2 separate regions of the Homo sapiens genome follow, and region 2 is linked to region 1. Evidence: read pairs that join two places in POLR2A ChIA-PET (ENCODE). Cell type or tissue: PC-3. All regions are shown on one strand. Each heading gives the region's core, and the rest is flanking DNA. Links, peaks and the distances in the headings are about the cores only.

Region 1 (4,400 bases), core at 1-4,000:
TAAGACATTAGCATGAGCTTCTTTAAGGTCTTAGTTTCTTATTAACTGACAAGACTGCTGACACTTGCTCACCACTAGTGAGCTATAAAACAAAAATTTCAGAAAGGTGGGTAGATGGCTATCATGATTTCTTAGGGTCTTTCCCTTTTCTGGTGTTTTAAATTAGTGGTTCTAATCAGCCAAGCGCTAAGGATAAGAGAACTTGTTCAATGATGGACAGAGAGCAGCAATATTTTGGGGATACACCCTTATGGGTAAAAGTTTCAAAATGTTTGGAAGACAGAATGGAAAAAGATGTAAGTTGAATTAGGTAAAATACAAGAACATGCTTAGTGGTCAGAGAATGAATAGGTGAATATTAGATATTGTAAGAGGAACTTGATGTTAATTAATTTATTAAAGATTGGAGGTTATTTGAGAAAGTAAGGTACCTTTCTTGGTACCTTTTCTTATTTAATATCTTTCTAACTCACCGCTGATACTTCAGCTATAATGCTAGTTTCTGTTTAACATGAAGCAAGAATGTAAGCATTTATTAAAGTATCTGAGGGCCATAACTTAGCTTTTTTTTTTTTTTTTTTTTTGAGACGGAGTCTTGCTTTGTCGCCCAGGCTGCAGTGCAGTGGCGCGATCTCAGCTTACTGCAAGCTCTGCCTCCCGGGTTCATGCCATTCTCCTGCCTCAGCCTCCCGAGTAGCTATAGGCATGAGCCACCGCACCCGGCTGTAACTTAGCTTTTTAAGATTTCAGCCTATTTGCTGAATTTCTAAAGATTTACACATTTTTCGTAAAGGTCAGAAAACTGTATGGTTTTCAGTTGTGTTTTGTTGTTGTTGTTGTTTTGAGACTGGATCTTGCTCTGTGTCCCAGACTGGAGTACAGTTATAGCTCACTGCAGCCTTGAACCGAACCCCTGGGCTCAAGCAGTTCTCCTGCCTCAGTCTCCAATGTAGCTGGGACTACAGGCATGTGCCACCACAACCAGTTAATTTATTTAATAATTTTTTTGTAGAGATGGAGTTTCACTATGTTGACCAGGCTGATTTGTACATATTGTCCAAATTCTATTAGGTTGGACTTTTTTTAGAATAAGTTACATAAAAATGAGCTATGTTGGTATTAGTTTTAATGAAGTCTGACCTGTATCAGGGCTGTTGGAACATAATTAGTAAAGTGGCATTAGGTTCCCTAACTGCCAAGGAGAAAAAACCTGAGTTTTGTGATATTTTTAGGAAGAAATAATTTAAAGTCTTTGTTGACTCTCCAATTTTAAATAGTGAAAGGACAATTTGATGTTATAATTGTTTTAAGTCACTGCCTGGACAAATATAATTTCATGTTATTAAGTAGTTTTAGGTACAGCATTGGTATTTGCTTTTGCAAAGATGTTAATGAATTCCTGGGATCAAGGGAATCTGAGATCAAACAAACCTACAGAGACTAAATAACATACTTATTTGACTTATTGTATATTAATTAAATTGTTAGTAGGCCTGTTTCATAATAGTTCAAAACCCAAGTTTTTGTTTTGTTTTGTAGATGATTCGAAAAGGTGTGTTCAAAGATCAGCATTTTGATCAAAATCTCAACTTCATGTACATAGAAGTTGATAAAGTAACAGAGAGGGTAAGTGTTTTAAATGCAGCATGCAATAGTTATTTTATTGTTAACTGAGTACTAAATCATACGAGCTGGTGAATTAAAAAAAAAACAAAAACCCAAAAGTAAGTATTTCCTTTTTGCTGTCGACCAATTCCTAAATAAAACACATCAGACCATGGAAAAGATGGAGGGATTTTAAAATGTTTTTCTAGCATAATTAATTTATTTTTATTATAGGTCATATTTAGGCCCTCGTCACATCTTCTTTGGATTACTTTCTTGGTCTGGCTTCCCATCCAGCTTTCTTATTGCTGCTAGAGTGATGTTTCTGAAAACATATCTGGTCATGTTCCTATCCCTGCTTAAAAACCTTTGTTGGCTCCCTGTTACCTATGAAATAATATTTAAGTTCCTCAGAATGACAAATCCAACTGCTTTCTTCAGTTTTCAGACCTCTCTTCAGTACATTCAGAACCCCCACCTTTCCACATTTGGCCAGAAGGCGTGCTGGTTCAGACCTTTGTGCCTTTGCTAACAGACCTCCCTGAGCTTAGTCATTTCCTGTGCTGCCTCACCCCCAACCCCCTAAAAAATGTATCATCTTCAAGCCTCAGCTGAAATACACATTCTGTATGAGCCTTTTGAAAACTCCCAGATTGAAGTAATGATTTCCTTATTTTTGTCCCATTATTATAGCATATGTCCCTGTCTTTGTCAGAGCACTTAATAATACTTCAGGGTATTAACTTATTCACATGTCTGTCACTTACCACTTCAAGGTAGGGAAAGTACAGTGCAAACAGCTCATGCTTATCTTATTGTAAATTTTCATTGCTAACTTGGAGTTGACTTTTTTTTTCTTTTTTGAGACTGAGTCTCGCTCTGTCACCTGTCACCCAGGGTGAAGTGCAATGGCACGATCTTGGCTCACAGCAACCTCTGCCTCCCAGGTTCAAGCAATTCTCATGCCTCAGCCTCCCGAGTAGCTGGGATTACAATTGTGTGCCACCACGCCTGGATAATTTTTGTATTTTTAGTAGAGATGGGTTTTGCAGTGTTGCCCAGGCTGGTCTCGAATTCCTGAGCTCAAGTGATCCACCTACCTTGGGCTTCCAAAGTGCTGGGATTACAGGTGTGAGCCACCGCGCCCAGCCCAGAGTTGGCATCAACTTTTTCATTTAAGTTTTTTGGTTACCTTTTAAAAAGATGTACAGCATAGAGGAAACCACAGCAAAGTTTTAAATGAATAGATGATGATGATACAGTCATGCGTCACATAACCACAGCATACACTCACACACATCTAGGGTAAGTAGTATGGCCTTTTGCTTCTAGGCCTGAACTGTAAGTTGGTGGACTGAATACTGTAGGCACTTTTGCAAGTGGTAAGTGTATGTATGTATCTAAACATAGAAAAGGGAGAGCAAAAATACGGTATTCCAATCTTAAGGGACCACTGTCATATATGCAGTCTGTCATTGCCCAAAATGTGCACTGTGTGTATATATTTTGTATGTATATGCATGTTTTTAATATTTTTGATAGACCCCAAAACAATCTGATTTAAGTTGTATATGCTTAGTAACTTATTTAGAGATACGCATTTTAAAAATTATTTTTAGGAGAAAGTTACTGTTATGAGCACCATTAATCCAACTAAGGACCTGTTGGCTGACTTGATTGGGTGCCAGAGACTTCCTGAAGACCAACGTAAGAAAGTACACCAGCTAAAGGACTTGTTGGACCAGATTCTGATGTTGGACCCAGCTAAACGAATTAGCATCAACCAGGCCCTACAGCACGCCTTCATCCAGGAAAAAATTTAAACAAGATGAAGAAACTCCAAGGGTTTGAGTAAATACAAAGACTGAAGAAATTTCACAGCAGTTTATTAATGTATATAAACTTATAAATATTTCTCCAGCAAATTTGAGGAAGCATGATATATTTGAATTAACACCAAGGGTGATATTTCTTTTAGAGATGTTAGTTAATCTGTTTTGTGTCTTACGTGAAATTTCACTGTAGACTGTTTTAAATTGCCAAGACTGCACAAAATTACAGTGCTAATGTATATGGTTGCAGTTCACATAAAGACAAAAGCATCTGTTATGAAATGAGTAGTAATATTGGGTGGTTGATTTGTTCTTAGCAGACTTGGCTTCATTTTGGTCTTGAGATAAAATGGCCAGCATAAATGCTGTTTATATTCACGTTTTCCTAGGTGTGTGTGTGCAGGCCACAGCAGCATGCCCTTGGTGTAGTCAGTGCCGAAAGGGGTCTGTTCCTTCTTGAGCCTGCCTGCAGGGATGGTCTCCTTTTAAAGCAGGTTGTGTGCAGCATTCAGTACACTGAAGGTAAGCTAAACCATCAACATCTCTGGTGTTTTAAGATGTTATTTTATTGGAACAACTGACAAATGAGGGATGTTAGCTTTGTGGCAGAATTCCCTGCATGTGTGATAACTGATCTTGTTTTATTTTTTGGCATTGCAACTGTGGCATAGTTACAATTTCTGTTTGTTCATCACATTTAAAATTGGAAGAGAACGCGCTTGATGGATAGAGCGCCTTCAGTGTACTGTTTCTTATTAACTTTACTTTTTTTAAATCAACTTGCTATAGACTTTATATACATTTTGTTAAATATAGTTCCTAGTGACATAGAAACGATGCGTAGTTTTCATTTACTAATTACAAATGTTGAGGCCTAATTCTGAAAGTCCTCATATTTAAAGGCTAGACAACGTAATGAAATTTTTAACTATTTGTATGTCATTTTGAAAGTGTACTGCTTTA
Region 2 (4,400 bases), core at 214-4,213, 200 kb before region 1:
AGACAGGTTAGCTCATGCCTGCATGCATGTCACTCAGGTCTCTGCTGAAAGCAAGGAGAAATAACCAACACACAACAACCTTCTGAAATTTTTCTAAGAATTCCCTATCATTGCAGCCATGGTGGGTACCTGGCCTGCCTTGCATGCACAGCAAGAGACAGGGTGACCAAATGTGCCTGGGACAAGCCAGCAGCCTCTGTCACAGATGGACCCCAGGGGGGGAAGGGGTCAAGTGCAGCCTCAGACTCCCAGGTGTGCCAGATTACTTGACGTGCCATATTTCACCAGTCATCAGCGCAACCCCCTGAGATTGTTGGCACCATTTGTCTGATGAAGAAATTGAATCTCAGTGGGCCTAAGTCACTGAAACGGGGTCACACAATGTTAGGAGTGGGAACTTGTTGTATAAAAATAACTATATTTGGTCTTTGTCCCAGGTTCCTGGTACAGAGCTCCTAAACCCCTTGGAATTTTCCTGAGTGATAGGAGTATCTTTGATATTCATAACAAACCCCTTCCAATGACATCTGTGTTTACTCTAATGAGGTGACCTCGGGTGGGGCCCCTAGTTAGCTTCAGAATGGGGATGCTCACCAGAAGAACAGTGACTAGAGGACTGGAACTTTCAGCCCCACCCACCAACCTCCAAGACAGTTACCTTTGGGGAACTGGAGGAGAGAGTGGGAGTCTGGAGGTTACACTCTGCAAAAACTCTTTTTTTTTTTTTTTTGAGACAGTGTCTCACTCTGTCGCCCAGGTTGGAGTGCAGTGGCGCGATGGGGGCTCACTACAAGCTCCATCTCCCGGGTTCATGCCATTCTCCTGCCTCAGCCTCCTGAGTAGCTGGGACTATGGGAGCCCGCCACCACGCCCAGCTAATTTTTTGTATTTTTAGTAGACACAGGGTTTCACCGTGTGAGCCAGGATGGTCTCAATCTCCTGACCTCGTGATCCACCCGCCTCGGCCTCCCAAAGCGCTAGGATTACAGGTGTGAGCCACTGCGCCCAGCACACTCTTCAAAAACTCTTGAACAAGATATGATGAGCTTCTGCGTAGCGAATGCATCTTTGTGCAGGGAGGGTGGTGTACCTTAACTCCACAAAGGATCAAAGCTTCTACACTCAGGACCCTTCTGGACCTTGCCCTATGCACCTCTTCATCTATATCCTTTGTAATATTCATTAAAATAAACCAGGAAATGTAAGTTGTTTCCCTGAGTTCTGAGAGCTGCTCTAGAAAGTAGGGTCATGGAAACTCCCAATTTATAGCCAGTTGATCAGAAGTACAGGAGGCTCAGACACAATTGGTGTATGAAGCAGGTGCAGTCTTGCGAGACCGGGCCCTTAATTTGTGGGATTGAAGCCATCCTCATGGAGTTAACAGGAATTTTTTTTTTGGAGGACCTCCACACTACCCTAATGGCTGCAGGGGTCATGGAGCCCCCAGGAGGATTTTCAGCAAGGAGGAGGTCAGTTATCGACAGGGGGCCCCAACGCCAGCACCAGGCAACATTGAGCAGGGAATAGTGCTGGTGAGGCATATCATTGGGCAAAAGGGTACTTTTGGTACAGATTTGAAAAGCTATTTCTACCTTGAGTAGTTTCCAAATAAAATGGAAAAACCTGGACAAATAATGCCTGGCACCATTAGCATCTGGTGTGAGCTGACAGCTGAATGAACCAGAGAGTCCCAGGATGTCAGAGCACAAGAGGCCCTGAGAGCCATCCCCAGAGTTCCCAAATGCTGCTCTGTAGCATTTTCAAAGGTCTCTAGAGAAATGAGAACAAGAAGAATGATGAGATAAGTTTTTATAAAACTAAGGGTTTTTTTCCCATTTAAGGTTATAAAATTTATGTTGTGTTTTCTCATTTTTATGTATTTTTATTTGGTACTAAAGTTTTCTTATAATGAAATTATAGTTATTTTAGATGCTAAGCGTTTTTTCTTTAATAATTTTATTTGGCCATAGTAAAAAATGATCACCCCTGGAAGTTCCTGTTATCACTGGCATCTCAACATCTGGAAATCCCTGAATGAGTCCAGCTTTTTAATTTAACAGAATAGAAGTGAGGCCCCTGGCAGGGAAGTGTCTTGCCCAAGGTCACAAAGCTGGTTAGCAAATAAGGGCATTGGACCTGAGAACTTGATGCCCACGCTCCCTCCTGCCCTCCTCCTCTTCTCAGGGCACTGCACTGGAACACTGGGTGTTCCTCACGTGATTGGGTGAGACCCATGAAATGCATGAGGAGAATAAAAGTCTCGTGTTGACATCAGCGACCAAGGGAGCCCATCACCTGCAGTCCTGAGGCCGCACCTGTTAAGGGGTCCTACGCTGGTCTCCTAATGCCTGCATTCACTATTGGGTACTGCTGTGTTCCCTCCCTTTGCCAACTAGAAAGTCTTTGTTTTCAGCTGCTTTTGCTTTTGCGGGATGGACAAGACAATCCTTATGCAATGAAGGCAAAATAACGTTGGCTTGAAGACTGCCCACTCTGAACATCTTCCTATATTGTTATTGTGGAAAAACCCCACATAGAGATGAGCTCTCAGGAACATCACAAAATCTCCCATGTTCTCAAAAAACCACAATTAATTAAGCTACTTCAGAAAATACTGATAGACTGACAGACCCCTAACTAGCCTGACACAAGCAGGTGCCACTATATTGATCTGGGGGGCTTGGGGATCAGGATCTTATTTGTATTTTTCCTGATTCCTCAGAATGAGAGACAGGGGTTTTATGTTCTTAGCTGGAGGATTGCGGCAGGGAAAAGCATTTCCTACAGACTCATGTATTTTTGCCAAGTAAATGTCGTAGTAAATAATATTACAAAGAAAAAGAAAAATTAGATTTTTCTCATACCTAACTCATGCTGGAAATTTATTTTTCTAGAATTTATTGCCTTCAAACCAATAAGTGAGACTTTTTGAGAAACAATATGTGTATATGTATATGAACATGATTATATATGTATGTGTGTACGTATATGAATGTGTATATGAATATGAATGTGCATATGAATATATATAAATATGTGCATGTATATATGTATGTATACACACACACACACATTTCAATCTCCAGGAGAAACTTGAACGGCTCCAGGGATCACCATGGAGATCACCAGGGATCTCCAGGAGAAACTTCACAGGCTTCGAGGATCACCATAGAACTGAATGTATTTAGTTAGGGCAGTGTTACAAAGTGGTTATGACTGATGAGCTGGAGAGACTGAAGTCACTAAGAAAGCAGCAGGATTTAACCCCACTTGTGGGAACCAGCCTCCAAGAGGGCCCGCGGTGATTCTTTGTTGGTTTCGTGCCCTCTGTAATCACTAGGACTTGGATGGGATGACAGCGTGTAACATATGATACAAGGTCATGAAAGGCATTGTACCTTCCATGTGCCACCTTGCCCTCTTCGATCACGCATTCTGGAGCAAGCCAGCTTCCCTGTCATGAGAACACTCAGGCAGTCTCATGGAAAGGGCCACCTGGCAAGGAACAAGGAACAAAGGCTACGTGCTACCAGCCAAACAAAACTGGGCACCGGTCCTGGAATCAGATCCTCCAGCCCCATCAAGCTTTCAGATGACTGCAGCCCCAGCCGGCAACTCAACTCGTCTCATGAGCGATCCCATCTGTATATAATTAATATATAGGTATTAACTGAGACATATTTCACATGCCAGAGAACACATCCAAAGTACATAGTTCAATGGTTGTTAGTATATTCACAAAGTTGTGCAGACATTACCACAATCTAATTTTGGAACATTTTTATCACTACAAAAACAAACCCTCTACCCATCAGCAGATATTCCCCATTCTCACTCTCCTCCCCACCTCTAGGAAACCAGTAATTATTTTGTTTCTGTAGATTTGCTTATTCTCACCATTTCACATTAATGGAATCATTTACTATGTGGCCTTTAATTTCTGGTTTCTGTCACTTAACATGACATTTTCATGTTTACCCATATGGTAGCATGTATCAGGGTTTCATTCCCTTTCATGGCCAGATAACATTCTAGTAGATACAACACATTTTGTTTATCTGTCGTTCACTAGTTATAGGACATTTGGGTTGCTTCCAATTTTTGGCTTTTATGAATAATGCCACTAATGAAGATTTGTGTACAAGTTTTTGTACACAAATATTTCATTTCTCTTGGGTATATCCCTAGGAGTGGAATTGCTGGGTCATATGGTAACTCTATGTGTAACCTTTTGAGGAATTGCAAGTGTGTTTTCCAAAGCAGCTGCTCTATTTTACATTTCTAGTATTATCGTTTGAGGGTTTCAAATTCTCGGCGTCCTCACCAGTAGTGTATGAGGCTTTCAAATTCTCTGCTTCCTGAATTCTACTAATTCACCAACACAAATTATTATTATCCAT

What was found. Peaks named below come from ENCODE experiments on the same cell type or tissue, not always from the same donor. Only the 100,000 strongest peaks of a DNase experiment are listed, where the experiment ranks them.
Region 2: POLR2A ChIA-PET joins it to region 1 with 7 read pairs; 2 of 35 experiments call an interaction of 5 or more read pairs at or near these places.

Annotation. Positions count from the first base shown.
Region 1 is chr6:4,057,189-4,061,588 of GRCh38, forward strand. PRP4K (pre-mRNA processing factor kinase PRP4K) reads left to right here. Exons shown (of 15, transcript NM_003913.5): 14 at 1,540-1,626; 15 at 3,225-4,400. The coding sequence ends at 3,428. Among named protein-coding and RNA genes, the nearest start is that of FAM217A, 20 kb to the right of the region's middle. RefSeq lists an enhancer at 2,007-2,301. In PC-3, for the core only: no CTCF peak of the experiment used is centred there; DNase peaks (open chromatin) are centred at 2,133 and 2,863; H3K4me3 peaks cover 1,241 bases; H3K27ac peaks cover 3,177 bases.
Region 2 is chr6:3,854,575-3,858,974 of GRCh38, forward strand. No RefSeq gene overlaps it. Among named protein-coding and RNA genes, the nearest start is that of FAM50B, 7.4 kb to the left of the region's middle. In PC-3, for the core only: no CTCF peak of the experiment used is centred there; no DNase peak of the experiment used is centred there.